5 separate regions of the Homo sapiens genome follow, and regions 1, 2, 3 and 5 are each linked to region 4. Evidence: chromatin contacts called from ENCODE Hi-C or POLR2A ChIA-PET data. All regions are on one chromosome and are shown on one strand. The core of a region is the stretch at or near the end of the contact, and the rest is flanking DNA. Distances in the headings are between cores, read along the strand shown. Region 1 overlaps UTRN (utrophin). Region 2 holds the start of PCMT1 (protein-L-isoaspartate (D-aspartate) O-methyltransferase). Region 3 holds the start of GINM1 (glycosylated integral membrane protein 1). Region 4 holds the start of STXBP5 (syntaxin binding protein 5). Region 5 holds the start of LATS1 (large tumor suppressor kinase 1).

The links. A loop is a pair of places that touch in the nucleus more often than their neighbours do. ChIA-PET counts read pairs that join two places held with the same protein, here RNA polymerase II (POLR2A). Pooled maps may share reads with other maps.
Region 1: a loop to region 4 is called in a pooled map, with 5 times the contacts of the local background. The contact joins the enhancer-like site here to the promoter of STXBP5 in region 4. A Hi-C loop is called at or near these places in 3 of 37 single-sample maps with no recorded cell type and 8 of 50 pooled maps. POLR2A ChIA-PET finds 5 or more read pairs at or near these places in 1 of 52 experiments (CD4-positive, alpha-beta T cell).
Region 2: a loop to region 4 is called in a map of naive thymus-derived CD4-positive, alpha-beta T cell, with 7 times the contacts of the local background. The contact joins the promoter of PCMT1 here to the promoter of STXBP5 in region 4. A Hi-C loop is called at or near these places in 1 of 168 maps with a recorded cell type or tissue (naive thymus-derived CD4-positive, alpha-beta T cell), 1 of 37 single-sample maps with no recorded cell type and 11 of 50 pooled maps.
Region 3: a loop to region 4 is called in a map of B cell, with 13 times the contacts of the local background. The contact joins the promoter of GINM1 here to the promoter of STXBP5 in region 4. A Hi-C loop is called at or near these places in 2 of 168 maps with a recorded cell type or tissue (B cell and naive thymus-derived CD4-positive, alpha-beta T cell), 1 of 37 single-sample maps with no recorded cell type and 9 of 50 pooled maps.
Region 5: a map of naive thymus-derived CD4-positive, alpha-beta T cell shows a loop between it and region 4 (8-fold over the local background). The contact joins the promoter of LATS1 here to the promoter of STXBP5 in region 4. A Hi-C loop is called at or near these places in 1 of 168 maps with a recorded cell type or tissue (naive thymus-derived CD4-positive, alpha-beta T cell) and 4 of 50 pooled maps. POLR2A ChIA-PET finds 5 or more read pairs at or near these places in 1 of 52 experiments (B cell).

What each region holds. Positions count from the first base shown.
Region 1 is chr6:144,348,582-144,351,281 of GRCh38, reverse strand. All of the region lies in intron 2 of UTRN (utrophin), which reads right to left. Among named protein-coding and RNA genes, the nearest start is that of SNORA98, 56 kb to the left of the region's middle. RefSeq lists an enhancer at 1,994-2,103. Within about 2 kb of position 1,286, at least 16 of the 41 ENCODE cell types and tissues checked have a DNase peak (open chromatin) inside an H3K27ac peak, as active enhancers do; they include CD4-positive, alpha-beta T cell, where a contact is called at or near this core.
Region 2 is chr6:149,748,384-149,751,083 of GRCh38, reverse strand. It overlaps PCMT1 (protein-L-isoaspartate (D-aspartate) O-methyltransferase), which reads right to left and starts at 1,343. Exons shown (of 8, transcript NM_001360452.2): 1 at 1,128-1,343. The coding sequence starts at 1,182. It also overlaps a transcript of NUP43 not described here. RefSeq lists enhancers at 1-412, 1,378-2,343 and silencers at 517-811, 737-973, 1,204-1,593.
Region 3 is chr6:149,564,925-149,567,624 of GRCh38, reverse strand. GINM1 (glycosylated integral membrane protein 1) reads right to left here and starts at 1,250. Exons shown (of 8, transcript NM_138785.5): 1 at 1,091-1,250. The coding sequence starts at 1,210. RefSeq lists enhancers at 654-703, 1,954-2,083 and a silencer at 974-1,523.
Region 4 is chr6:147,203,167-147,205,866 of GRCh38, reverse strand. It overlaps STXBP5 (syntaxin binding protein 5), which reads right to left and starts at 1,450. Exons shown (of 28, transcript NM_001127715.4): 1 at 1,185-1,450. The coding sequence starts at 1,334. STXBP5-AS1 (STXBP5 antisense RNA 1) reads left to right here and starts at 1,253. Exons shown (of 11, transcript NR_034115.1): 1 at 1,253-1,454. It overlaps LOC124901422 (a long non-coding RNA gene), which reads left to right and starts at 2,296. Exons shown (of 2, transcript XR_007059803.1): 1 at 2,296-2,700. RefSeq lists silencers at 1,308-1,497, 1,668-1,747, 1,768-1,817, 1,848-2,267.
Region 5 is chr6:149,716,719-149,719,418 of GRCh38, reverse strand. It overlaps LATS1 (large tumor suppressor kinase 1), which reads left to right and starts at 1,318. Exons shown (of 8, transcript NM_004690.4): 1 at 1,318-1,570. It overlaps LOC645967 (a long non-coding RNA gene), which reads right to left and starts at 1,798. Exons shown (of 1, transcript NR_134652.1): 1 at 523-1,798. RefSeq lists a silencer at 1,439-1,828.

The sequences.
Region 1 (2,700 bases), core at 37-2,536, 2.9 Mb after region 4:
ATTTTTTCCTGTACTGACTTGAAATACTCTAACACAAACAGACACCATTTATTATAATCCTTCTTGCAATCTGTCAAGTTATGTTCAAAAAATTTTACAAAGATGTACCTTTAAAGACTGACAACAGCCCCAAAACAGGAGGCAGAATAGTTAGGGCTTAATTTTAAGCCTAACTCCACAGCATCTTTCTGCTAACTCCATGTTCCATAAAATATATAAAAAATGGTTTTTTTCATAAATAAATCTGGGACTTACCATCCATATGGAAATAATTTATCAGTATACGAAAATGTAATAAAATAGTGTATCTAAATAACTACTAGTCTCAGCACAGTTTGGGATGATGACGTCTTCCATATCAGCCAAAAAAAGAAAGAAAATACTATAGAATCTAAGTCCAAAGACTCAAACCTCTGTCCTAGATATCTGAAAATAATATCTATCTTTTAAGGTAGCAGTTAACCATTTTAGAACTCAAAAGAAATTCAAATAAGTCCTCCCAAATCTGCCATTTTGTAGGAATTTCCCTTGGAATCATTAAGAGTATAAAAGTCAGGGATCCAAGCAACAAAAGAAAATGAGCAATGCATGAAAAGCCAAATCACTGACGAATTTGTCCAAAGAGCCAATAAACATATGCAGAGAAGTTCAGTTCCACAAAAAAAGAAATGCAAGTTCAAACAACTATAGACTACATTTCATCTCTCTACATGTCATCTGTTGTAGATGACGATTTAACAGTAAAAGCATATTTGCCCCAGCAATTGCCCAAGTAAGCGAAGATACATGTACACAGGTAGTTTTTAATAATGTTTTAAGTGGGATGCCACTAAATCAGGATGGTTTCAATTTTGGTTCAAAAAAGAAAAGCCATGCTCACCCATAGAGGCATACATTTTTACATTCATAGAAAACAAGGGTAGCAGAAGAAACGAAACTATTAACAATGGTTTTGGAGAGAGGAAGGAAATGACAGTTTTCTACTTTGTAGAATTTTCATTTTGCATTACATTTTTTTTTTTTTTAGAAAACAGTCTGATTACTTAAGATATTTTAAAGGACATTTGAACTATATTACTAAAAATTAAATTTGGAGTCAAAAACGTATTTAAATGCTCCTTTTCCTTGAGAGCAACTCCACACAGAGGGCCACAGGAATTCCTGCCCAGCTCACAATCTAAGTTTCAATACTCTGCAGCTCAGACAGAAAGTTTGGCCTGTGTTCCTTTAGTCCTAGACTAAAATTTCACTTTAGCACAATGGTAGAACCTGGCTATGAGTCATCTTCCTCTGCAAAACAATGAAAGGTCTAGTTCAGTGGGAAAAAACGACTTCAGTTGCCAGTTCATTGAACTGTTCAAATTAAGGTCAAAATACTGGAGCAGGAGCGAGGGAGTCGCTGTGTCCAGATCCTATCTAACCCCACACCAGTCCCCTGAATGGCCCTCCAACCAAGTCTTGAATTTGCAAACGGTTAGAATAGGAAGCACCTGGTGCCCTCTAAGTAGGGGTCAGAGAACGCAAGTGAAAACATGAAACAGATCCAAATCCAGTTTCATGAGCATGCCTTTCAAGTAATGCCAAGGAAAAATATATCAAAAACATGATGGAGTGCACAGCTTCAGCTTAAATATATTTCAAGTACCATGATGAATATAATGTTTGATTTCCTACCCTAGACTCTACCTAAAAGAGCCCATTATCAACAGACTAGGTTTTTATAATTTTTACAGAATTTATTATTCCATTTATTTACCTGGAACTATTACTATAGCTTGCAAAGAACTTTAAAATGTGTAACATCATGAATCCTGACCACACTCTCCCGGGGCATCCTCCCTGGTTGGGAGATCCTGTGATCCTCCTGGTTGGGAGTCCCCTTCTCAGAGGTTCAGTGACTTACCCTGACGATGGCAGGGGTAATGGAAACCCAGATCTTGAGGGCCAAGTCTCATCCCTTAAAGAACTGCTCAGGGCCAGGCGCCGTGGCTCATGCCTGTAATCCCAGCACTTTGGGAGGCTGAGGCGGGCGGATCACGAGGTCAGGAGATCCAGACCATCCTGGCTAACACGGGGAAACCCCGTCTCTACTAAAAATACAAAAAATTAGCCGGGCGTGATGGCGGGCGCCTGTAGTCCCAGCTACTCGGAAGGCTGAGGCAGGAGAATGGCGTGAACCCGGGAGGAGGAGCTTGCAGTGAGCCGAGATCCCATCACGCGCTCCAGCCTGGGCGACAGAGCGAGACTCCGTCTCAAAACAAAAAAAAAAGAACTGCTCAGTACCATGTTAATCCCATTTCTCATTTTCTCCACCCAAGATTCTTTTCTTTTGTTTTTGTTTTTTTTTGAGATGGAGTTTCGCTCTTGTTGCCCAGGCTAGAGTGCAATGGCGCAACCTCTGCTCACCACAACCTCTGCCTCCTAGGTTCAAGCAATTCTCCTGCCTCAGCCTCCCTAGTAGCTGGGTTTACAGGCATGCGCCACTAGGCCCGGCTCATTTTGTATTTTTAATAGAGACAGGGTTTCTCCATGTTGGTCAGGCTGGTCTTGAACTCCCGACTTCAGGTGATCTGCCCGCCTCGGCCTCCCAAAGTGCTGGGATTACAGGCATGAGCCACCGCACCGGCCGATTCTTTTCTTTCACATGTCGCTCTTTCTACTCTTTTTCTCCCAACTTAACAATTCTCATTCTCTCACCTC
Region 2 (2,700 bases), core at 94-2,593, 2.5 Mb before region 4:
CGGCCTCCCAAAGTGCTGGCATTACAGGCGTGAGCCAATGAGCCCGGCCAAAAAAAATTTTTTTTAATGGTGCCAGCCGTTAAGGAAATTACAAATCGAGTTGAGAAATAAGACAAACACATGAAAAGCTAAGTAACACAGGACAATTAAAAATACCATGTGACAAGATATGATTACTGCATAGTAGCGAATAATGCTATAAATTCTGACCAGTGAGTTTATTATAGACTGCGGCCCTTGTAGTCTCCCAACAAAACGGGGACGCTATATTTCGATTTAAAAAAAGAAAGTGACACAGCACTCATCCTATCCTAAAATTATCATCAGAAGAAGGAATACAGTAACTAAGGAGAGTGATATAAAGAAACTCCACATAAGGTTTTTAAAGCCTATGGTAGCCCTGAAAAAAGTTAGAACATCAGACACACAACCCTCTGCTGATCCAGGACCTGCAAAGGCTCCTGAAATACAAGTCTCTCAGGAACAGCATCCCCTGTTCTTTCTCCGCCCCGCACGGAGCTTTCCACTGGACAGCCGCCCGAGAAATTTCTCCCAGCATCTGCAATGGCAATACTCTCATCTTCCTCCCCTCGCCTGTATCAGACGGTGGCATCTCCCTCCAGGGGAAAAAACGGAGGGCGGGGGAGGCTGCATAAGAGGGAAAGCTTGCAGCGAGGTTGATTATGGAGGAGGAAGGTGAGAAAAATGCAGGGGACGAGGGTGGGGTCTCCTGAGCGCCAGCCCACTCTCCATAAGGCCTAGCCCACACGCTCCCACCCCGAAGGCACGCCCCTCACAAGCCGGACCCGGACGCGGACCTGAGTGACAGCAGCATCACCTGTACTGCACTCCCTCCCCCAGGGCCTGCAGGGAGACGACTGCCCCTGCCCCCACCAGCAGCGGCCCCTGGCTCTTTCTCTCCCCTTCCAGTCCACGTCGTCGACGAGTGACAGGTCCCGAGGGAGGCGACTGCAAGCGCACGCCGTTCGGGACTACCGGGGCAACTCTGCGCCGAAGCCCTCCAACAGGCGCGCGGGGACAGACAGAACGTTCCGGACGGCCCAGGGGGACCCGGTCCAGGCCCAGCCTGCCCCAGCTGCCCTACAACGGGCGGAGGTGGCACTTACTGCGGAGATTGTGGATTAGCTCCGAGTGGCTGGCGCCGCCGGATTTCCAGGCCATCGCTAAGCACACTCGGAGCAGGTACAGAACCACCTTCAGCGCGACGACGGTGCCCAGCAGTTTTCCCAAGAGTGAGACCACCTCCCACACCGTCACCGCCCCGCTCGCGTCCCCGCTGTAGCTGCCGCTGTTACTGCCGTCGCCGCCGCTGCCGCCACTGCGCGCTCCCGGCATCCCCCGCGGCACGCATGCGCTCTGTGACGCCGCGCGGCTTAGGGTGCGGCCGGGTGGGGCCGAGGGCGGGGGAGGCGTGTGGCCCAGCCGCCCGCCCCTGTGGCTGCTACCGCTGCCAGGGGACTGCAGGGAGGCCGGGCTGAGTCAGCGCCACTTCCGCTGCTGCGTGTCCCTTTCTGAGGCCTCGGACCGCACCGCTTTCGCCCTGCGGCCCGGCTCGGTAGCCTGATCAGTCGCGTTCCCGGCTGTGTCTCCGGTCACCGAGCGGGACGGCGGGATGGCGGGGTCGATCTGTGCAGACGCTGCTAGTGGTTCCGCAGTCGTCGCTGGGTCAGCTGTTTCGAGCGGCGGATCTGCTCCTATAGATGTCCAGATTGTTAGACGGTGGGCTTCATCCGTCCTACCTCGCCCAACCCAGTTGACTAATATTTGGGTCGGTGGAGCCCGAATAATACAATAAGAATAAAACCCAACGACAAAGGCCCTCTCTAACCCGAGTACACCGGCCTCTGGCTTTGTGACAAGCACGTCACTGTTAGGCTAAGCAGAGACTTTGGAACCCCGGTTCTAAAGCTCTCAGAGTGGAAGAGTACCAGGACATGGGGGTGGGGGTTGGGGCAAAGCTTTGCTCCCTTAGAATAATACCAACGTACAGAGTTGCGATTGGTTAAAAAATACCACTGTGTCCTTTGGTGAACGTGTTATTCTCCCGACGTAAGTGTGCATTTCCACCTAATTAAGCCTCACAAATTCCACCGTGGCTTTATTGCTCTCAGCTCTGCAAGACCATGAGTGAGAAGCTCACTGAGAACATTGCTTGTCGCGTCCAAATCGCTGACTCCTAATTAGACCTGAGACTGACAGAATCCAGCCATCATCTAGTCCAGTAACTTTTTTTTTTTTTTTTTTTTTTTTTTTTGAGACGGAGTCTCGCTCTGTCGCCCAGACTGGAGTGCAGTGGCGCGATCTCGGCTCACTGCAAGCTCCGCCTCCCAGGTTCAGGCCATTCTCCTGCCTCAGCCTCCCGAGTAGCTGGGACTACAGGCACCCGCCACCACGCCCGGCTAATTTTTTGTATTTTTAGTAGAGACAGGGTTTCACCGTGTTAGCCAGGATGGTCTCGATCTCCTGACCTTATGATCCGCCCGCCTCGGCCTCCCAAAGTGCTGGGATTACAGGCATGAGCCACAGCGCCCGGCCTCCAGTAATCTTTTAGAAGGAAACAAAGCTAAGACATCTGTGCCACTATATCAGCACAATTTTCAAATTCTAGTTCTTATCCGATTTTGTAAAATGTGACACTGGCCTGCTTCCAATCCAAAATCAACATTACCTATTTTCTGG
Region 3 (2,700 bases), core at 1-2,500, 2.4 Mb before region 4:
CCCTCACCCAGGCTGGAATGCAGTGGCACGATCTCGGCTCACTGCAACCTCTGCCTCCCGGGTTCAAGCAATTCTCCTGTCTCCGCCTCCCGAGTAGCTGGGACTACAGGCACCTGCAACCACGCCCAGCTAATTTTTCTATTTTTAGTAGAGACGGGGTTTCACCTTGTTGGTCAAAGTGACACTTACCGTGCCCTTCGCCTTTGTATTTAGAGTGTTCATATTCAAGTCTTGACTAGGAAGAGGTGTACCGACATAGTTTCTTGTCATTCTCAGAACACTTGCTCTTTAAAATATTCAAACTTTTCCCTACCATTCTACTGAAAAAAGGCTGATACTGGCCTAGGTAGGCACGACTCTACGGCAGGAATGGTGAGCATCAGCCACGTTTTAATGTTAGGATGCCTCGATTCTCCCACCTCAGCTGGCATCAGAAGCACCTGCAGGACTCTCCAACCCGGACTGCTGGGCCCCGCCCCCAGAGGCCGGGCTGAGTCCCCAGGGGATGCGGACACCGCCGATCGCGCCCCGCCGTGAGAACTTCTCCTCCAACATCCGACAAAAACATTACGTCGCGCGAGGGCCAGGTCTCTCCCTCTGCCCACCTGAGCCCGGCGGAGCCCCGCAGCCTCGGAACGGCGGACCCTCGCGATCGCAGGCCGAGCAGGCACAAGTGGCCTGGAAATGCGCGAAGTGGGCAACTTCCACACTTCCCGAGCACACAAACATTCCTTGCCCAAGCGCTGGCTCTACCCCGGGAAGGCGCCATTACGAAGGCCTGATCACCGGCAACCGCGCGCTTCGACGGCAAAGCCCCGTCAGGTCGCGCGCCGGCTTGGGCCGCCGGAGAGTCGGTGTGGAGTGGCTCGAGGCTCACTCACAGCGACGCAGCCCCAGTGGGTCCCTTTCCTCTTACCTCGGCCTCCCACGCCGCCCCCATTTCCTGGGGTGCTTCTCCCCACACCTCCTTCGGGGGCCCGGACCCCCGCCCCTGCCCGCCGGTGGGATGTGGGAAGCGTCACTGTGGACAGCCCGGGCCTCCCGGAGAGTCGGAGTCGTAAAGCGGCCAGCCAGGCCCGCCCTGCCCTACCTGTGGGGCTCCGGACAGCGGCGGCGGCTCGGGGGCGCCCGTCGTCAGCCAGCCGGAGGCGGGTAGCGCCACGAACAGCAGGAGCCGGAGGGCGAGCGACCCCGGTGGAGCGCCCTCCATCTTGGACAACCCGGGCAGAGGGCAGCCGCGGCCGGGAGGTGAGGGCGGAGCCGGCCCGCGGGCGGGACGGAGCTTCGGCGGGAGGGACGGGGAGGGGCGGGGAGAGACGGGGAGGGGCGGGACGGGCCCTCCCCTCCCCGGGCGGCCGCGGAGAGGCGCGGGGACGCTCCGAGATCCGGCTCGCCAGGGAAAGGCGTTTGCGCACGCGCAGCGCCGCGCGGCGTCGAGGGGCGGAGTGAAATCTTGGAAGGTACGGCCCCTCATTAGACCCGCCCTCAGGATTGGACAGGACTCCAACTGGAGCGATGTAAATGTCCTCGTAACCATTATTTTTAAAATTAGTATTTACACACATGCATGTGTCTGTGTGTGCACATGTACATGTACCTATACGATGAAAACAACGGTAATATTTCAGAAAACTGTTATACATTAAAAATGAAACATCGCATTTACAGGGGAAGTTTTTATTAAGTGGGTAATTCCCCACCCTTGGCTGCACGTGGGACTCTCCCGGGCAGCTTTAAAAAGTACTGGGGTCTTCCTGAACACCCCACTTTCCAGCCTGGGCTGCGGCTCGGGCCCTGGTGGTTTTTTAATTTTCTCGGGTGATTCATTGTGGGGCCAAGGTTGAGGATGCGCCATGCTTACTGTTCAGCATTCTGCCGACCCCTGGAGGCGGCGCGGGGACAGCGCTCAGCTGGAAGGAAGCCAGCGCACCTGGGCTGTCAGTGCCTTTTTGGTCAGTATCGTAACTCTAAAGTGAAAGTGTTAGACTTTTCTTCCACCTTGCAGATTTAAAAAAAAAAAAAAGTTACGGAACCCTGTAAAGCAGAGTAGCAAGAAATTCAAGCATTTTAGATTAACAGGATTGCATGTTGATTGAGAAAAACTTGGAAACTTGGCCATTCAGGCAGAATAAGAGTAATATTTAGTCTTCCTTTGAAATAAAACTTTTGACATGAAATAAAACTTTTGACATGAAAAAGGAAACAAGAATCTATTTCTCTCTTTGAGCCCCCTTTACTCCTTTGAACACCCTCCTCCCACAGGCCTGCTGACCGCCACCGCCCCCTCCCCCGGCCCCGCCCCAGAATAAATTATAAACGTTTTGGCTAAAGACTCCTTTCAACTAACTCCGGGCTTACTCTGAGATTCCCCACGCCATTGTTAAGCTACAAGTGATTTCACAGCGAAGCCCCACACACTTCTGGGTTCCATCTGCAAACTTGGCCTTTTCCTTTTTTTCCTACTGCTGGAATTAAAAATGAATTTGGAGATGGGCGTGGTCATTTGTGCCTGTACTCCCAGCTATGCAGCAAACGCAGGCAGGAGGATCGCCTGAGTCTATTAAAAAAAAAAAAAAAAAAAGGAATCTAGAAGCCGGGTGCAGTGGCTCACGCCTGTAATCCCAACACTTTAGGAGGCCGAGGCGGGTGGATCACTTGAGGTCAGGAGTTCGAGAATAGCCTGGCCAACATGGTGAAACC
Region 4 (2,700 bases), core at 201-2,700:
AAACACATACACATGCACTTACTGCTTTTGAAAAAATAAGTGAAACCTACATTAACAAAGTTATTCACATAGAACCTGAAACAAACAAAAATCTAGTCCAGTGATATACTTTAATTTCGCTTTTCCATAATACTGGTATTCCATAGAAGAAAATCTTTTATTAATATTCTATACTACTACATCCGACACCAGATGACTAAAGTTTGCAATGGTCCAAAATTCTGTAAACCCATTAAATGCAATTCATACTTTATTTTGGCAGTATTCATTTCATCATTACTTTATTTGGATGCTAACGCAAGTACTTCTAAGGAAAAGCTGTCATATAATTACTTTAGTCAAGCATTCAGTAGAGCAATAATCAAACCTCTATCCCAACATTTTACACTTGTAACAGAATGAAGATGAGTACAACATACATTTTTGCAATTTACTATTAAGGCCATAATCATTTTAGGGCATTAGACCTATATATATATATATATATATATATATGCACACTTTTAATTAACTCTGACATACAAATACATGGCTATTTATGAGAAAGGCAGGTATTAAAACCGAGGCAAGTTTGTGTTTCTCATTAAGCAGCTGGTGACTTAATTCGCTGCATCATTCTTTCTGAATTACAGAACGCTATGGCAATTATCGTGCCATTAACAGGCAAAAATCTCAGTACTTTTTAACAAACATAATGATAAAAAGAACCCTGTGATTTCATATCGTAAGCCACTTACACCACATTTTAAGGGAAAAGTGATGAGCAAAGGTGTGGTAGAACAGGTTTGGCTTTTTGATAAACAACATTCATTAGACACCGTTTCCAAAGGAAACTTCGAAGTTGGTGAATCATATTAAAACGCTTGAATATAAAAGCTTCCAGGTTATTACTGGCAGTGTCAGAATACGATTAAAGGTCGGATAATAGTTTGAAGCAACCTTGAACTGATTGCTGCATGTGCAAAGGGGAGAGAGAAAAATCAATGAAAAGGAGTAAGGTATCAATCTCCAAAACAACCCACCGAAGAAACGTTTGCCAAGGGAGGAGCGAGCCTTTTATTAGAGTTATTATTATTATTATTGGCGTTCTCTTCCCTTGCATTCCCATGTAAAGCCCGAGTAGCCCCCTTAAAACAACCCCAATTTTTCAATGACGGTGTCGCGGGGCTGCGCGCTCCGTTCACCTTGCAGAGCTGAAAGTGCTCGGACTGGAGCGTTTCCTGGATCTCCGGCTCCCGGTTCCCAGGCGGATGCTGCTGCTGTTGCTGCTGCGACGCCGAGGACGAGCCGGCGGTCAGGCCGTCCAGCACCTTCCTGATGTTGAATTTCCTCATGGTCTCGGAGGGGCTCCCCCGCAGCCCGGGAGGGGAGGCACAGGGGGTCCCCGGGCGGGGGAGACCACCCGGGGCCGAAGGCAGCTTCGACCGCGGAAACGGAGGAGTGGGAGTGTGAGGGTAAGGAGGCAGCTGGGGGGAAGCAAAAGATAATCCGAACAGGAAATACTGCGACGACAAGAGCGGCGGCCGCAAGAAACCTGGGCGGCGACCCCTCTTCCTCCGAGGCCGCCGCTGCTTGGCGCGGCTGCTGTGGTGCCGATTCAGCCGCCGCCGCCGCCGCCTCGCTCCGCGGCCCGGCAGCAGCAGCAGCAGCAGTGGCGGCGGCGCCCGAGCCCGCTCAGCCCAGCCTCACCTGGCCGCGGGCGGACTCTGCGCCGCGCCGCCGCCCCGGCTCGCCCCCGGCGCCGCCACCGTCGCCGCTGCGTCCATGGCCCGCGGCCGCGCCGCTGCTCGCCCGCCCCGGCCCCGCAGTCCCTCGGCGCGTCCTCCGGCTCCTTCTCCTCCTGCCGGGGGTCGCCGGCTCTCTGTCCGCGGCCGCCGCTCGGCCTCGCACACAAGGCGCCTGGTGTGGGTCCCCGCGCCGCCTGCCTCGCCCCGCCTCGCTCCTCCGCCGCTGGACCGGCCCGCCCTCGCCGCTCCCGAGCCCGGCTGCGTTCCTCAGGCGCCGCCGCGGCCGTCGGCTCTCCCCGCCCAGCCGCTCCCCATCGCCTGACAGGGCGCCTCGGCACACGGCACCAACGCCCGCCCGGAGCAGCAGCGGCAGCCGCGGTTACAGCGCGGGCCGCGGCGGTGGCGGCAGCAGGGCCTCCCAGGAGCCGGGCTGCGGTACCTGCGCATGCGCGCCGCAGCCCGGTTCCCCCACCCTGGCCCAGCAGGCCCCCAGCCCCCCAGCCCGAGCGAAGCTGGGGCTTAAATTATCTTCTGCGAAAATCCCAGACGCTGGCTAAATTTCTCCCACCCCAGTCGAGTTGCCAGAGTATGCAGCTGCTTCTCTTGCAGCTGGCATAGTAAAAATGTTGACGACTAACAAGCAGCAGGAAACCTTTCTTTCCAATTCAGTCATTACAGCAGGGGTTGATGCTTTCTCGCCGTTAATGGGGTGCACGCTCCTGGCCGCTGGCTGCAGTATTATTTTTCTTGCTTTATTGACGGGCGTTGTTTTTGTTTGATTGGATTTGAGTTTTGAAAAAGAGCGTCTAGACAACGATATGTCAGTGGCAGGAGGATGATGGACTTAGGTACTAGGAAAAGGAGAGAAACCTAGACGGGAAAAAACGGGTTCTTTCCTACAGCTGTTACTGTTGGTGGAACGTGTCTGGTCTTAGCAGTTAGCTGCTGGGATGGAAGAGGCTGCCAGCGGGGA
Region 5 (2,700 bases), core at 69-2,568, 2.5 Mb before region 4:
TAGGGCTGAAAAGGTCTTTATGGGGCACCCTTACGTTGAAGAAAGTAAGCCCTGGGGCTCTTTAGTGACCCACCTTGGGTCACATTGCCTTCTACAAACTCTGTGCTTGTAGAAAATAGACTTTCAACCAAATGTTCTTGGAACATAATCTTTTTTTTTTTTTTTTTTTTTTTGAGACGGAGTCTCGCTCTGTCGTCCAGGCTGGAGTGCGGTGGCGCGATCTCGGCTCAATGCAAGCTCCGCCTCCCGGGTTCCTGCCATTCTCCTGCCTCAGCCTCCCGAGTAGCTAGGACTACAGGCGCCCGCCACCACGCCGGGCAAATTTTTCTGGATTTTTTAGCAGAGACGGGGTTTCACCGTGTTAGGCAGGATGTTCTCGATCTCCTGACCTCGTGATCCGCCCGCCTCGGCCTCCCAAAGTGCTGGGATTACAGGCGTGAGACACCGCGCCCGTCCGGAACATAATCTTTTAACGGGTTTTCACATTTGGATTTCTAGATACAGTAAGTAGCCAGTTATTACTTTAACGTCAGAAAAAGATGTCTTTAATTTTTTTGTACTCTGTAGTAGAAAAATTACGAAAGAAGGTACTTGAAAACACTAACTGTATATTTCCTAGAGGAAAAACTGGCAAAGGCGATCTTCACAAAGGGTGGACCGTACCTTATACATCAAACCCAACGATCCCATCCCACACTTTACATTCAGCTTAACCAGAAGTAAAACCTCTTGTCACACCGTCACCGGTATTCCAATTATGGCAATAACGATCTCCTTCTACGGATGCGGTTGACAGATAAGATCTCTAAACCGCTGCTAATCAATCGGTCCTGGCTCAAGCATTTCTTATCTGCCGGATTCAGAAAATACAGATGCTGGAAGCTCACCGGCTTGTTCGGGGAAAGAACGCTAAGCAAGAATAAAATTTTATTTCAAAGCGCCAAAAATCTGGAATTCTGAGGTCCACAGGGAGGTTTCCCAGAGCAACTCAGTTGTTCCCTTCTGAGAACGTAGCTCCGTGAAATGCACATCCCTACTCGGTCCAGAGAAATAGATCAATGGGGAAAAGGATTGAATCAACCAAGTAGGCTGGGCGGGAGACAGCCTTAACCCACGGGCGCGGGCGAGTCGTATGGGCAGGGGCAGGCGGGAGCGACGTGGGGCGACGCTCACGAACGATCAGAGCTGCGGGCGACGCAACGAAGCCCGGAGGCCGCAGGCTGCGCGCTCCCTCGCAGCAGCCGGGCGGGCAAAAGCCCCCAGTCCTCGGCCCCCGCGCAAGCGACGCCGGGAAATGCCCACATCCGGGAAACCTGCAGCGGAGTGCGGCGGCGGCGACACTGAGTGGAAGGCAAAATGGCGGCGGCGGCGGCGGTGGCCTGGTGTTAAGGGGAGAGCCAGGTCCTCACGACCCCTGGGACGGGCCGCGCTGGCCCGCGGCAGCCCCCCCGTTCGTCTCCCCGCTCTGCCCCACCAGGGATACTTGGGGTTGCTGGGACGGACTCTGGCCGCCTCAGCGTCCGCCCTCAGGCCCGTGGCCGCTGTCCAGGAGCTCTGCTCTCCCCTCCAGGTAGGTCCGGGGCTGGCGTAGCGGGTGCGCTCCTCCAGTGCTCGAGTTGGCGGGGCGGTGGCCGCCGGGGCCCACGCCCATCCCCGCTGGCGAGGGTCCAGAGGTTTGGACTGGCGGGCAGAGCCGGCCCGCTCCGGGCCTGACTTGGCTGGTTGCATTGACCCGAGCTGAGCCCTGCCCTGGGGAAGCGAGGGTTGGCCGCGCCCGGTGCTGCAGGAAGAGCCCCAGGCTTTTCGGCCTCGGAGGTGCAGGTTTGGCTGGGTAGAGCCTGTCTTTCTGGCGGCGTGTCTCCCACCCCACCCCCAACACGCGAGTCGGCGGTGTCCAGGAGGGAAGGAACGGGAAAGGTGGTTCTGAAGGAAAATTGCAGTAAAAGAGCTACAGTTCTTTGGATCCCAGAGGGCCTTGATCCTGGGTATACCTTAGAGAAATCCTGGGAGTCTCTTACGTCTAGTTCAGTGTGATTTTAGGTTACTGTTCATAGTTGGAAGAGGTGGGAGAGATGGAGAGGTCTTTATGGAGTAGGAGTGTGTATATAAATACAGCAAATGAAGGAACGACAATTAAGGGAACAGTGTTTTTTATAACCTGAAATAGCTTGTAGCTCAATGAATGCCTCAGATGACTTGATTTATCCCCATTCTGACTTCTCTGTCAATTTCTAAGGGAACAAAATTTAATGTTTGTCAACTCATATGTTAATACGGCTTTTAAAACATGTATCATCCTCCAGAAGTTATTCATAAATCTAGTGAACAATAAGTATAATCTCATGCACAGAAGTAATATTGTATAACTCCAGTTTTGGAAATGGATTTGAATGTTAGCGATCATGAAACTTGTTTGAACTTTATGAATTATTTATTGAAGGTTAATAAATTTATCAGTTTATCAGTTTATCAGAAGTTTCTGATAAACTTAATTTTTTATCAAATTTCCTCCATGAGGAAGAAAAGGTAGGACATTATAATTGGAGTGAATGTTCTGTGCTACGAAAACAAAGCTTATTATCTCTGACGGTAAAATGGGGTAGTTGATTCCTTAAGGCAGTGGAGGAATTTGATTGAACAGTAAAAGAAGTAGCATTGTGTTAGTCCAATTGGCTGCTACTGCAAGAAACTAGATCATGG